Regions from separate parts of the Homo sapiens genome. Here region 1 is linked to region 2. A link is an interaction called in ENCODE POLR2A ChIA-PET data of the cell type or tissue named here. Cell type or tissue: OCI-LY7. All regions are shown on one strand.

The links. Peaks named below come from ENCODE experiments on the same cell type or tissue, not always from the same donor. Only the 100,000 strongest peaks of a DNase experiment are listed, where the experiment ranks them.
Region 1: POLR2A ChIA-PET joins it to region 2 with 5 read pairs; 2 of 35 experiments call an interaction of 5 or more read pairs at or near these places.

What each region holds. Positions count from the first base shown.
Region 1 is chr4:165,181,107-165,189,106 of GRCh38, forward strand. No RefSeq gene overlaps it. Among named protein-coding and RNA genes, the nearest start is that of KLHL2, 22 kb to the right of the region's middle. In OCI-LY7, no CTCF peak of the experiment used is centred here; no DNase peak of the experiment used is centred here.
Region 2 is chr4:165,282,640-165,290,639 of GRCh38, forward strand. All of the region lies in intron 5 of KLHL2 (kelch like family member 2), which reads left to right. Among named protein-coding and RNA genes, the nearest start is that of GK3, 6.9 kb to the left of the region's middle. In OCI-LY7, CTCF peaks have their summits at 6,614 and 6,835; a DNase peak (open chromatin) is centred at 4,522; H3K4me3 peaks cover 879 bases; H3K27ac peaks cover 1,144 bases.

The DNA of each region.
Region 1 (8,000 bases), 100 kb before region 2:
CTCCACTAAAAATACAAAAATTAGCCGGGTATGGTGGCACACGCCTGTAGTCCCAACTACTCAGGAGGCTGAGGCATGAGAATCTCTTGAACCCAGGAGGCGGAGGTTACAGTGAGCCAAGATTGCGCCATTGCACTCCAGCCTGGGTGAGGGAGTGAAATTCCATCTCAAAAAAAAAAAAAAAAAAAAAAAAAAGAAAATGATCAAATTTTACTGAGTTCTGTCGTCTGATTCCAAATACAATTAATCACTATTGTGGATATATTTATACATATTCACTTATATGATAAAGGTAAAATTTCAAAAAACATGGTAAAAAATTGATTACTCCGTAAGGGTTTTGGACAACAGGTCAGTTATCTGGGAAAAATAAAACAGATCAAGATTTCAACTCCCAAGCAGAATTGTGGTTATCAGGGGCCGGGGGTGGGGTAGAGTGGGGAGCCCTTGGTCCAGGGATACAAAATTTCAGTTAGACTGGAGAAATAAATTCAAGAGTTCTATTGTACAATATGTAGCTATAGTTAATAACAATGTATTATATACTTGAAAATTGCTAAGAAAGTAGATTTTAAGTGTTCTCACCACACACAAAATAATGATAAGTATGTGAGGTAATGCTAATTAGCTAGATTAAGCCATTTCACAAAATATACATATTTTACAACATCAGGTTGTACACCATAAATATATATATATTTAGTTCTCAATTAAAAAAAGATTTCAACTCCTTACACACAAATGTCTTCTAGATGGATCATGGATGCAAGTGTGACTGATGAAATGTCAGAAGTGCTAAAAGAAAAATAATGGATATTTTTCCTTTAAGGGATGGCAGGCCTTTTAAAACAATATTACAAAAATTCAGGAACCAAAAAGAATAAAATTGATAACTTTGACATTTTAAAGTTCTGTGTTGCAAACGATCAAACAAAAAACAAACTCACAACTCACACTATAAAGAAGGAAGAGAGAGAGGACAAATTGAGAAATGTTTTTGCAGCATGATCTATAACAAAGGGCTGAAAATAAAAATATATCTTACATACAAGGAAGAACAAACAAAAGAAAAATGACAAAAGATAATGGACAGAAAATTTATAAAAAGAAGATATCCAAATGACCAATACATATATTAGATGGTCTAGTTTATTAGAAACCAAAGACCAGTCAAACAATATTAAAACCATCGTTGAAATACTTTTTTTTTTGTCCAATTGTTAAATATTTTAAAAGATAGTAACATTCAGAGTTGGAGATGATTTCAGGAAATGGATACTCTCATATCCTATTGGTGTAAATGTAAATTAATATAATACTTCTAGAGTACAGTTTGGCAATATGCATAAAAATAACCCAAACTGCCACATATAGGAATTAATACAAAAGGAATAACTGAAAACATGAGAACAGCTGGAACCATAAGGATACTCACTGTGGCTTTGTTCATAATAGAAATTCAGAATCAGCCCAGATAATTAAGTAAATTATGGTACATGCATTCAGTAGAACACACTGCAGCCTGTAAAAGAGAAAAGTAGCTCTGTACTGATAGGTATGGAAAGATGTCTGGGACAAATGGTGGACTGAAAGGAAGCATGTTTCAGAACAGCAAGTGCAGTATGATTTCATTTATGTGAAACTGTGTTTGTCTATAAACGTGTGTATTTGCACAGAGAAATGTCTAGAGGATATTCACCACACTGATATCAAGCTTTCTCTATGGTGATGAATTTTAGGTATATGTTTACTTTCTTTTCTGTACTTTTCTGTTATGTGAGATTTTGTTTACATTGAGCACGCATTATATTTAAAAACAGTAAGTTGGTTTTAATATATTGCCCTACATGTGGCTCCTTTTCAACATGGCAGTGCATGTGTTAGCAGTCTTGTACAGACATGAGAGCAGTGACCATGTCAACAGTATTTCTACCCTAAAAGCACACTTAGTCCTAAAGGAATACGTAAAAACAGCTTGGTGGCTAGAGGAAATACTGGAAGGTACATAGTACACTGGAAAAAAAAGGTGGTTCATATACACTCAGATAACTCCATTTCCCAAAATGTGGCCTCGAAGAGTTCAAGTAGCATTCACGTATCCCTTTTTAGAAATTATTTATTTATTTATTTAGAATAGAGATGGTGTTTTGCCATGCTGGTCAGGGTAGTCTCGCACTCCTGGCCTCAAGCAATCCTCCTGTCTTGACCTCACAAAGTTCTGGGATTATAGGCATAAGCCACCATGCCTGGCTTCATGTATCCCTTTGAAACATTCTACCACCAAAATATCACATTTATATTCAAAAGTGACATTCAGTGTTCAGAAACTTAAATTTTTTCAATTTGCAGACATTCTTGTGGCGAAATATTAAAAAGTAATATATCACAAGACCAGAAAAGGCATTACTGTAAAGCATCATTGACTCCCATGAAAGAAACATATCTGCAGCCAGAAGCCAAAGAACAGTATTATGGCAAGGCCAAGTTCATTGCACATCATTGCCAGAAACGTATTTCTGGCAAAGAAACAAGAATTGGTAATTGAACTACCAAATATATTTCAAGAGGTTATTATGTTCCAGAGAGAATTGAATACATTTAGAAGTAGATTTCGTCTGATTTTCCCTGACCTGAAGCATGTCTGAATGCCAACATCTATTAGGCAAGATCTCCATAATATTGAATGCAATAGAAGTCCTTTATATTTCTTATAAATTTTTACATATGCTTACTTAGGAGGGTTTTTTTTTTTTTGTATAACGATGTCAACAGACATCCTCTAAAGAAAATTTTGTCTTTACTAAGTTTCCTTGAAACCATATACAGTCAATAAATTTGTTATTGTATTAAAACATGATTGAGAAATTTTAGACCCTGTCATCTTGAATTATATTTCTACCTGCAGCACTGTAACACTGTTTAGCTTGAACAAACTTCTTTATTTCTAGATTCTGTCAGCCAAATTAAAAAAAATTTTTAAAAAGATAACATTACTGTACTCCACAGGGAGCAGTAGGGTTTATGATGAGATAATATTGATAATTTATTTTGATCAAAAAGAAAAAAATACTATGAATAAACTTATTGTATATTGATAACTAAAAGGAAAAATATAGTTCCACAATGAAAAACATGTGTAAATTTAAATATTTTCAATATTTCATGTTCATAGATGAATCCTAGCTCAGTGCCTTGCCAAGGAAGATTAAAAAAAAATTCAGTTTTAGAAAGCTCAAAGTTCCCAAAGTCAGAGAAATGCGAACAGAGTCAAGCTTACTCCATTGTTCCAATTTGTTCAGCTTTATCCATTAGGCTGTCACTAACTTCCGGCTTTTATTTTTTTTTCCCAGTAATGTGCGTAGGCCAATTTAGTACGAAAGCTACAGTGCAGAACCACATATTTTGAATAAGAGATTGAAAACAGAAAATTTGTTTCAATTAGTCAAACAGCTCTCTAAATTTTCTTTAGCATGGATGGAAGCACAAGGATTACCATGGGCTGCTAGTTTTTATTAGAATCTAAAGTCATTATTGTAAAGTTCTAGTATCAACTTAGAACTTAAACATTTTCCCCAGGGACCAGCTACATCCCTATTTATAGCCCAAACTCTTGGTTTAATGCAATTTAGAATATCTACAACAACCACAACTTTTCTTTAGGGTTTCTTTCTCAATTTTGACAGTTCACTAGTCAAGCTCCAAAGAACTGTACAGTTAGTTGGACTGGTGATTCTCAAAGTGGGCCATGTTGGAAAATGGAGAGTCAAACCCCTCCACTCCTCAGGATGGATGAGAGGAAAATAATTCAACATTATATTTTTATGTTTTTGAAGGAAACACTTTGATTTTTGTAATAAAACTATAGAAAGCAAAACTTCAGGGAAAAACTACATATATATGTTGAAAATGATTGAGAAGCACTAGCAAATACTGATAACTACTGTAAAGGAAGGAGAATGTAAAAGAACTGGTCATTTAGATGGAAGCAGAGGAAAATTTTCGGCTGGGCACGATGGCTTACGCCTGTAATCCCAGCATTTTGGGAGGCGGAGGTGGGTGGATCACGAGGTCAGGAGTCCAAGACTAGCCTGACCAACATGGTAAAACCCCGCCTGTACCAAAAATACAAAAAATTAGCTGGGCATGGTGGCATGCGCCTATAGTCCCAGCTACTCAGGAGGCTGCGGCAGGAGAATCGCTTGAACCTGGGAGGCGGAGGTTGCAGTGAGCTGAGATCACACCACTGCACCACAGCCTGGCTACAGAGTGAGGCTCTGTCTCAAAAGAAAAAAAAAAAAGAAAATTTTCTTGGTGAAAGAGGTGACAGAGGGACGAATAGGATCATACAGTACCCAGAGTGTTCTGTTCCAGTTTCCTCCTCCATTCCATACTTGTCTAGTTCATTAGCAAGCTGTGAATTTGGATGGCTTAATCTGTGACTTGATTAGCTTGATTAAAGGCCGAGTTAAGTTGAAATATTTGGCACTGAATTTCAGAACTGAAACAGATAATCATTACCCTTGCCAAGTGGCAATTCCAAAAGTTCACGGGTTTTGTTGATTGGGGCTGGAGGTGACCAGAAAAGTAAAGACGGGGAGATTTGGTAATAAGGACGGTGGTGGAGGGAGCACTTGGAGAGAGACAGAAAATTAAGAAAAATATACTTGATTTTTAAGTTTAAAAAGAACCACAAGATCAAAATTAAAAATCGTCATAAAATTGGATCTATGGTAACAAGTAGAAAATGCTGTTCACTACAATGCACAGGGATTTAACATTTTAGGATAACAAGTCTATTGCTGCCAGAAACTGGAATTACAAAATAACAATCAAAAGCATATATAATTTGGAAGCAAATAACATAGGAAATACAAACATTTTCACATTTATACCCATCTGTTTCATAATAGCTATGCTGAACTCTTCGAGAAGAAACACATTCCTGAGAGAACAAATGGGGCATTCCACCTGTATTCCACGGAGGAAGACTTATTTCAAGACATAAGCAGAGCCACTTGTAGAAGGATACTGCTCTTATCTTTTTGTGTTTTTCATGACCTTTCTTTTCAGGCAATGTGTTGCAGTTTGGTCCCATAATATGCAACTAGGTTTGTCTGGGCTGACTTATCTGGGTTAAAATATTCAAAGTAATTCTCCATTTGCTATCCTTCCCAAAACACTTTGTTAAAAGTTATCAGTACATAGGTAAAATAGCTTAACACAGTGAAAATTCTAATTCAGAATAATTATCTGAAAGGCTTAAGTGAATTAAAATCTGATTTATAAAATTCTTTTTGATATCTACGAATGTATTTTTAAGTTCTCTCAAAATATGAGCTGATTCTCAGACATTTTCAAGGAGAGTTCCTTTTGGACCTGTTTTAACAAACAGGTAAAAATCATTTTTAATTAGTTCATCATTCATATGCAAATAAATGCTGCTACAGAATTTCAAGAGTGCCTGAAAGGACTTCCTAAGGAAAGCTAATAGTTCCCTCGTGATTTTTTTCTATTTATAGTTTATTTATCAAACACTTTCATAGAAAAAGTACAAAGATCGTGATCTTACCTATGCTAGAATTATCTCAGCTTCTTAAATACTGTTTATTTAATGAGATTTTACTGGAATCCTCATCGTTAGTTTTATCACACAGGAATGGTAATTGTGTCATGTGTATAAACCTTCTGGAAAACATTCCAGACCTCAGTTCCTTATGGTTTGATTTTAGCTATTTCTAGGACATTTATTTTAACATTAAACAGGATTCTGAAAATTTTGTGGATTTAGTGTTGATTTGTCTAATGCATATTTGTCGGCATCTTTTTCCTCATAAGCAACATGTTGGGAGATGGTGTAGACAAAGGTAAGGATCCAAATCATCAGTTGAAAGTGACAGTGAGAATACTAAGGTTGGAGGGTGAAGCAGGCCACCCAGCAAAGTCCAGGCTGGGTCAGTGTATTAGTTCGTTTTCACACTGCTGAAAAAGACATATCTGAGACTCGGCAATTTACAAAAGAAAGATGTTTAATGGACTTACGGTTCCACGTGGCTGGGGAGGCCTCCCACAATCATGGCAGAAGGTGAAAGGCACGTCTCACATGGTGGTCGACAAGAGAAGAGAGCTTATGCAGGGAAACTCCCCTTTTTACAACCATCAGATCTTGTGAGACTTATTCACTGTCATGAGAACAGCATGGGAAAGACCTGTCCCCATGACTCAATTACCTCCCCCTAGGTCCCTCCCACAACACATGGGAATTCAGGATGAGACTTGGGTGAAGACACAGCCAAACCATATCATTCCACCCCTGGTTCTTCCCAAATCTCACATCTTCACATTTCAAAGCCAATCATGCTTTCCCAACTGTTCCCAAAGTCATAACTCATTTCAGCATTAACTCAAAAGTCCACAGCCCAAAGTCTCATCTGAGACAAGGCAAGTCCCTTTCACCTATGAGCCTGTGAAATCAAAAGCAAGTTAGTTAATTCCTAGATACAATGGGAATGCAGGCATTGGGTAAATACAGCCATTCCAAATGAGAGAAATTGGCCAAAACAAAGAGGTTACAGGCCCCACACAAGTCCAAAATCCAGTGGGGAAGTCAAATCTTAAAGCTCCAAAATGATTTCTTTGACTGCATGTCTCATATCCAGGTCAAGCTGATGCAAGAGGTAGGCTCCCATGGCCTTGGGCAGCTCTGCCCATATGGATTTGCAGGGTATATCCCTCCTCCTGGCTGCTTTCACAGGTTGTCATTGAGTGTCTGTGGCTTTTCCAGGTGCATGGTGCAAGCTGTCGGTGGTTCTACTAATCTGAAATCTGGAGGATGGTGGCCCTCTTCTCACAGCTTCACTAGGCAGTCGCCCAGTAGAGACCCTGTGTGGGGGATTCAACCCCACATTTCTCTTCTGCACTGTCCTAGCAGAGGATCTCCATAAGGGCCCTGCCCCTGCAGCAAACTTCTGCCTGGGCATCCAGGAGTTTCCATACAGCCTCTGAAATCTAGGCAGAGGTCCCAAACCTCAATTCTTGACTTCTGTGCACTGGCAGGCTCAATATCACATGGAAGCCGCCAAGGCTTGACGCTTGCACCCTCTGAAGCCTCGACTCGAGCCCTATATTGGCCCCTTTCAGCTTTGGCTGGAGTGGCTGGGATGCAGGACACCAAGTCCCTAGGCTGCACACAGCATGGGGACCCTGAGCCTGGCCCACAAGACCACTTTTTCCTCCTAAACCTCCAGACCTGTGATGGGAAGTGCTGCCATGAAGACCTCTGAGATGCCCTAGAGACATTTTCCCCATTGCCTGGGTGATTAACATTTGGCTCCTCGTTACTTATGTAAATTTCTGCAGTCAGCTTGAATTTCTCCTCAGAAAATGGATTTTTCTTTTCTATTGCATTGTCAAGCTGCAAATTTTCTGAACTTTTATGCTGTGCTTCCCTTATAAAACTGAATGCCTTTAACAGCACCCAAGTCACGTCTTGAATGGTTTGCTGCTTAGAAATTTCTTCTGCCAGATACCTTAAATCATCTCTCTCAAGTTCAAAGTTCTACAAATCTCTGGGGCAGGGGAAAATGCCTCCAATCTCTTTGCTAAGATATAACAAGAGTCACCTTTGCTCCAGTTCCCAAACAAGTTCCTCATCTCCATCTGAGACCTCCTAAGCCTGGGCCTTATTGTTCACATTACTATCAGCATTTTCGTCAAAGCCATTTAACAACTCTCTAGGAAGTTCCAAACTTTCCCACATTTTTCTGTCTTCTTCTGAGCTCTCCAAACTGTTCCAACCTCTGCCTGTTACCCACTTCCAAAGTTGCTTCCACATTTTCAGGTATCTTTTCAGCAGGACCCTACTCTACTGGTACCAATTTACTGTATTTGCTCATTTTCACACTGCTGATAAAGACATACCCTAGACTGGGCAATTTACAACAGAAAGATGTTTAATGAACTTACAGTTCCACATGGCTGAGAAGGCCTCATAATCATGGTAG
Region 2 (8,000 bases):
ACTGTACAGACCATTGAAGGATAATTTGGGAAAATATAATGCTCTCTGTAAGATTTTGAGGAATTTCATAAGAGACAGATTAATCTTGTTCAGTTTATTGTGGTGGCAGAATTATCAGTGTTGCAAAATAAGAGTGAAAAAGATTTTAGAGCAACGTACAGAAGAACTTCTAATAGTAAGTGTTTGTATTAGTCCATTTCCATGCTGCTGATAAAGACATATCCGAGACTGGGCAATTTACAAAAGAAAGAGGTTTATTGGACTTAACAGTTCCACATGGCTGGGGAGACCTCACAATCATGGTGAAAGGCAAGGAGGAGCAAGTCATATCTTATGTGGATGGCAGCAGGCAAAGAGAGCTTGTACAAGGAAGCTCCCATTTTTAAAACCATCAGATCTCATGATACCTATTCACTATCACGAGAACAGCATGGGAAAGACCCATCCCCATAATTCAGTTGTCTTCCACTGGGTCCCTCCCACAACACATGGGAATTATGGGAGCTGCAAGATGAGATTTTGTGGAGACACAGAACCAAACTATATCATTCCACCTCTGGCCCCTCCCAAATCTCATATCCTCACATTTCAAAACCAATTATGCCTTCCCAACAGTCCCCCAAAGTCTTAACTTATTTCAGCATTAACTCAGAGGTGCACAGTCCAAAGTCTCATCCCAGACAAGTCAAGTCCCTTTCGCCTATGAGCCTGTAAAATCAAAGGCAAGTTAGTTACTTCTTAGATACAATGGGGATACAAGCATTGGGTAAATACAGCCATTCCAAATGGGAGAAATTGGCCAAAACAAAGGGGCTACTGGCCCCATGCAAGTCTGAAATCCAGTGGGGCAGTCAAATCTTAAAGCTCCAGAATGATCTCCTTTGACTGCATGTCTCACATCCAGGTGACACTGATGCAAGATGTAGGTTCCCACAGTCTTGGGCAGCTCCTACCTCCTGGCTGCCTTCAGGGGCTGGTGTTGAGTGTCTATGGCTTTTCCAGGCACATGGTGCAGGCTATCAGTGATACCATTCTGGGTTCTGGAGGATGGTGGCCCTCTTCTCACAGCTCCACTAGGCAGTACCCCAGTAGGGATTCTGTGTGGGGACTCTGACCCCACATTTCTCTTCTGCACTGCCCTAGCAGAGGTTCCCCATGAGGACCCCGCCCCTGCAGCAAACTTCTGCCTGGGCATACAGGCATTTTCATACATCTGAAATCGAGGTGGAGGTTACCAAACCTCAATTCTTGACTTCTGTGTACTCACAGGCTCAACACCACGTGGAAGCTGCCAAGGCTTGAGGCTTGCACCCTTGGAGGCCACGGCCTGAGCTCTATGTTGGCCCCTTTCAGCCACGGCTGGAGTGGCTGGGACACAGGGCACCGTGTCCTTAGGCTGCACACAGCACAGGGACCCTGGGCTCAGCCTATGAAACCACTTTTTCCTCCTAGGCCTCTGGGCCTGTGATGGAAGGGGCTGCTGCAAAGGTCTCTGACATGCCCTGGAGACATTTTCCCCATTGTCTTGGTGATTAACAGTCAGTTCCTTGTAACTTATGCAAATTTCTGCAGCTGTCTTGAATTTTGCCTGAGAAAATGGGATTTTCTTTTCTATTGTATTGTCAGGCTGCAAATTTTCCAAACTTTTATGCTCTGTTTCCCTTTCGAAACTGAATGCCTTTAACAGTACCCAAGTCACCTCTTGAATGCTTTGCTTAGAAATTTCTTCCACTAGATACCCTAAATCATCTCTCTCAAGTTCAAAGTTCCACAGTTCTCTAGGGCAGGGACAAAATGCCGCCAGTCTCTTTGCTAAAACATAACAAGAGTCACCTTTGCTTCATTTCCCAACAAGTTTCTCATCTCCATATGACACCATCTCGGCGTGGATTTCATTGTCCATATCATTATCAGCATTTTTGTCAAAGCCATTCAACAAATCTCTAGGGACTTCTAAACTTTCTCACATTTTTCTGTCATCTTCTTCTGAGCTCTCCAAACTGTTCCAACCTCTGCCTGTTACTCAGTTCCAAAGTCGCTTCCGCATTTCTGGGTATCTTTTCTGCAGCACCCCACTTTACTGGTACCAATTTACTGTACTGGTTCATTTTCACACTGCTGATAAAGACATATCTGAGACTCGGCAATTTACAAAAGAAAGGTTTATTGGACTTAACAGTTCCACATGGCTGGGGAGGCCTCACAATCATGGTGGAATGTAAGGAGAAGCAAGTCACATCCTACATGGATGGCAGCAGGCAAACAGAGCTTGTGCAAGGAAACTCCCATTTTTAAAACCGTCAGATCTCGTGAGACTCATTCACTATCATGAGAACAGCATGAGAAAGACCTGCCCACATAATTCAATCATCTCCCACCAGGTCCCTCCCACAACACATGGGAATTATGGGAGTTACAAGATGAGATTTGGATGGGGACACAGAGCCAAACCTTATCAGTGTTCAAGGATGATATGACTGTCTTGCCATCTGTTGATGTGTGTAAACTACAGCCAGATAACCATTTATTGTGAAAATTTTTGAGGTTACGAATACATATTATAGAAGCTGTGTCAGGTGACCTTTCAGATCTCTTATACCATTAAATCTTATGATTTTTATGGCATTACTGAGAAAGAATTAACAGGGTTTATGAAATAATTCACATTAGGGGTTAAAAAAGAGTGGGATGATGAGGGAAAGGGTAGTTACTTAATGAATTTCATATTTGCAAGATGAAAATGTTAGATCTTTTTCATAACAGTGTGAATATACTACTTTTTTTGAGATGGAGTTTCGTTCTTGTTCCCTAGGCTAGAGTGCAGTGGTGCAATCTAGGCTCACTGCAACCTCTGCCTCCTGGGTTCAAGCAATTCTCCTGCCTCAGCCTCCCAAGTAGCTGGGATTACAGGTTCCCGCCACCATTCCTGGCTAATTTTTGTATTTTTAGTAGAGACGGGGTTTCATCATGTTGGCCAGGCTGGTATCGAACTTTTGACCTCAGGTGTTCCACCTGCCTCGGCCTCCCAAAGTGCTGGGATTACAGGCATGAGCCGCCATGCCTGGCCCAGTGTGGATATACTTAACACTGTTAAACTTTACACTTAAAAATGGTTACGGTGGTAAATTTTATGTTTTTAATCACATAATAGAGGGAGGGAGGCAAAAATGACTGTGACTAAGACTTCATTCATCCTTGGAATCAGAGTGAAGCCATTAGGATACAAAGGGAACACGGGAGGTCCAGCAGGTGTCTGGAGGAGGTCACTGAAACGGTTTGAAACGTAGGTATATCCTCATCTTGTTTGCTTGAGGGAGAGCCAGCAGTGAAGTGCAGTATCAATTTAAAGGTTCTCAGATTGGGCAAGATGTTTAACAGTAGCCAAAGACAGCTTGGCCAGAGGAAGAACTTGATTTATGTTGAGAGGAATATCAACAGACATTAGAGAATCTTTATCAAAGTATCAGGCCAAAGAGTGAAGCATAGCATCAGTGGAAAAATGCACAATGATGAAAAGTCAGACCACAGAGCTCAAAACAGGCCAAGGTAAGTGGCCCAAGGTAGTAATTAATCTGAAGGTTTTAGAGGACTGCTTGTATGTGGTACTGGTTTCATGGTGTATGGGTGGCTCTGTCTTGTTTAAAAGAGCCATGATGATTAGATCATATTCATATGGAGACTAACAGACAGCTAGAAATTCAAACATTGGGGTTTGGGGGGAGAGGTTGGATCTGGGAGCAACAATATTAGGGTAATAAAGATAACTGTGGACAGTAATATACATTAGATAGTTAAGACAGAACAAGTGGAGAATCAAAAGGAGGCTGAAGGCAGGCAGGACCATAGTAATACCTAGTTTTAGGGAGGTAAAGGAGGCAGATTCAGTGGTCAGAAAGGTAGAAACATATATAGAATCCTAACCAGTAGAGAAGGCCATTAAGCTTAAAATCAGCAGAGAGGTTGAGAAGGACCAATGCCAAGAAAAAGACTTCCAAAGAACTATTTCAAGGTAAAATTGAGCCAGAGGCTATGCCATAACATAAAGATGTGAGTGTGCATCAGCACGCAGAGGCTTCAGAATTGAGATCTGCTCTTGAGAAGTCTGGTGTGGAGGCTGACAAGGTAGGACAGCAGCCAAACATAGGGATGTTAACCCAGTGATCTTTCTTTTTTAGCAGAGCAGGTATTTGTCCACTGAAGTCAAGACAGTGACATGCATTGACTGTCTATAGCAACACTTCCTTTCTCACTGGGGAAGGAAAGTAGTTGGATCTAGTTGCTTGCTTTGTTTTTATTTTTGTTTTTTAATTTTCATCACCAGTGTTTTCAAATGGTTATAAACTTTTAAAAATATTTGTGTTAAGGAACATATAACATGAAATTTACCACCTTAGCCATTTTAAGTGTTCCACTCAGTAGTGTCATGTATAAGTACTTGCTTTATTGTGAAACAGATCTCTAGAACGTCTTCATTTTGCAAAACTGAAACTCTGTACCTTTTAAACAACTCGTCTTTTCTACTTTCCGCTGTCCCTGGCAAGTATTATTATACTTCCTGTTTCTATAAATTTGACTCCTTTAGATACCTCATATTAGTGGAATCATACAGTATTTTTTTATTTTTGTGACTGGCTCACTACACTTAGCATAATGTTCTCAAGCTTCATCCATGTTGCATTGTGACAGGATTTCCTTCCTTTTTAAGGAATTGTATGTATATATAGTGTATGTATATACCAATTTCATTTATCCATTCATTAATCAGTGGATACCTGCTTCTGCCTCTTGCTATTGTGAGTCATGCTTCTGTGAACATGGGTGTACAAATATGTCTTCAAGACCCTGCTTTCCATTCTTCTGGATATATACACAGAAGTGGGATTGTTGGATCATATGGTAGTTCTACTTTTAATTTTTCGAGTAACCTCCATGCTTTTTTTTATAATAGTTGCATTATTTTATAATCTTACCAACAGTGCACAAGGTTTCTAGTATCTTAACATCTTTGCCAACAATTGTTATTTTCTGGTTTGTTTGTTTGTTTGCTAGTAGCCACCCTAATGGGTGTGGGGTAATATCTCATTGTGGTTTTGAGTTGTATTTTCTCTGATGATTAGTTATGTTGAACATCTATCATCTATTCATACGCTTATTGGCAATTTGTATATCGTCTTTGGAGAAACGTTTATTCCAGTCCTTTGCTCATTTTTAAATTGGGTTATTTGATTTTTGTTGTTGTTGAGTTGTAGGAGATATTTTTATATTCTGGATATTAACTCTTTGTCAGATACATGACTTGCAAATATTTTCTTCTCTTCTACAGGTTGCCTTTTTTCTTTATTGTGTCCTTTGATGCACTGAACTTTTAACTTTGATGTAGTCCCATTTGTCTTCGTTGCCTGAGCTTTTGGTGTCATTTCCAAGAAATTATTGACAAATCCAGTGTCACGAAACTTTCCCCCCTGTGTTTACTTCTAGGAATTTTATAGTTTTGAGTCTTACATTTAGATCCTTAGTCCATTTTGAATTAATTTTTGTGTATGGCGTATATGATCCACCTTCATTCTTTTCTATGTGGATGTCTAGTTTTCCTAGCACAATTTGTTGAAGAGATTGTTCTTTTCCCATTGAGTGGTCTTGGCACTCTTGTCAAAGATCATTTTACCATATACATGAGGATTTAAAAATATTTGAACGGTATACATTGAAAGAGTCATCCTTTCACCCTTGTTCCTCATTTCTCTCCCCTCTAAAGATAATCACTATTATTAGTTTCTCGGTTTTGTTTTGTTTTCTTGCATGGAGAGGATAAGTAATCCATTCACATGGTTCATAGAACAAACAATCTAGCCACTGAAAAAATGCATTCTCACATCTGTCGTTCTTCCTTTCTAAGCTGACAGTATTTCCTAAAGCTTTTTTCATATCATGAGCTTCCTTGTTCATTTTTACAGATGCAGAATATTCCATTGTATGGATATACTATGTTTTAAACTAGTGTCTACTGATGAACTCTCTTTTGTAGTTGTTAAAAGCAGTGCTACAGTGAATAACTCAGAGTGTGTCATTTCATGAGTGGTCAAGTATATTTGTAGGATGAGATTTCAAAATTGCTCTCTGTAAAGATTGTGCTGATTTATACTCCCACCAGCAGTATGAAATAGCATACTGTTTCATAATAGGGTTGTTGCTTTTTTTTTTTTTTTTAACTTTGATCCTCATGGTTTTGTGGCTTGAGGCCAGGGAAGGAATGTTCATGTTACATCATTTTTATTAGTACTAGTGGTAATATAAGAGCATTTAATGTCATGAACTAAGCACCAGACAGACTAATAGTGATTGGCATCAAGAACATATAAAATAACAGGTGAGCTGCACTAGGCTTCTTGCCTTTCTTCCTATAGAATTTTCCATGCATGCCTTAGAGTGACTTTGCCAGTCATCTAGTGCTTCCTGACTGTGTAAAGTGTTGGGTCCTTAGGAAGTGTGTTACAAGCAACAATCTCATTAAATTGCCTATCAGTAAATACTGTAGAACACTTGAAGAAATATACAGTTAATATAAATAGAAGAAAGGCAGGCCCTAAAGTAAACTAATTTACTCCAGATGTTGCCAAATAGTGCCCTCTATATTTTAGTAATGCTCCATATATGTTAACCACATCCTTTCCAAAGAAAGCTCAGTATAAGAATGTAAACATTAGATATCAATACTTAAAAATTTTTCTAAGGAGGAGGGATTGTTCCAATAGAAAATAAAAGTATTTGAGAATTAGAATTATTTAAAAACATGTATATGTACACAATGAAAGTTACTTTTAATTTGAACATTTCTTCTTCACTTTTCCTTTAGGCTAATTTTTGGTTTGGTTTTTTTTTTTTTTTTTTTTTGGTAAGTGGTGAAGGGGTGGTGTTTGAGTGACAGCTGTGTTATGGTTTTGTCAATAAAGTTGTAATAGTTGACTATTTTCCTTGCCCTCTTAACCTTCTTTGATACACTAGGAAAGAATACACAATGAATTTAGATCCCAGACTTGGTTTTGGATAGAGTTTACTAATGCCCTTCTACATTTATGTAATTGCTGACTTTTAAAAAATCACCACCAAGTTGGCTTTTTAGCAAGTCCATTTTTTTCTGGTCAGTGAAGCAGAGACTAAGATAACATGTAGTCACAGTATGGAAAAGTTCTCTCAGTTATGTTTGTTACCACTGGAGAGTTCTTTCCCCTCATGAAAAGCATAAGGCGGCCAGCAATCTCTTGCTTTGATTCAGATTTAAAATATACAGAAGAAACTTAACCCAAAATCACTGTAGACATACATTTGAAGGTGAAAATATTTTTATAATGGATAGAAAGAGATTTATGTTAGCTTCTCTTTTGTTCAGTGGCTGCTGTGTTTTCTGTTTGAATTTCCAAGTTGGTATTCATAAATGTTTCTAAATTTATATGCTGTTTGCCAGCTTTTCATTAAAATGAATTTATTTCTCAATATTTTAGAGCTCTTTTTTTATTTGTTTTTTTTTGAGACAGGGTCTCACTCTGTCAGGCAGGAGTATAGTGGCACGATCATGGCTCACTGTAGCCTTGACCTCCTGGGCACAGGTGATCTTCCTACCTTAGTCTCCCAAGTAGTTGGGACTACAAACATGCACCACCATGCCCAGCTAATTTTTTGTAGAGATGGTGTTTTACTATGTTGGCCAGGCTGGTCTTGAACCCCTGGACTCAAGTGACCCACCCTCCTCAGCCTCCCAAGATTCTGGGATTACAGGCGTGAGCCACTGCGCCTGGCCTACTTTGGAACTTTTAATATAAAGAACCTTGTTTTTTGTTTGTTTGTTTGTTTAAATATGTTCAGTCTTTAAAAAACAAACTCAACTATTGAAAAAGTTTTCCCTTTTTTCTTAGTGTATAAAGAAAACTTCCTTAGTGTATAATTTTTTTATATAAACTTCTGGTAAAGTCAGGAATTAGCGGGATTATATTTTAGATATAGAA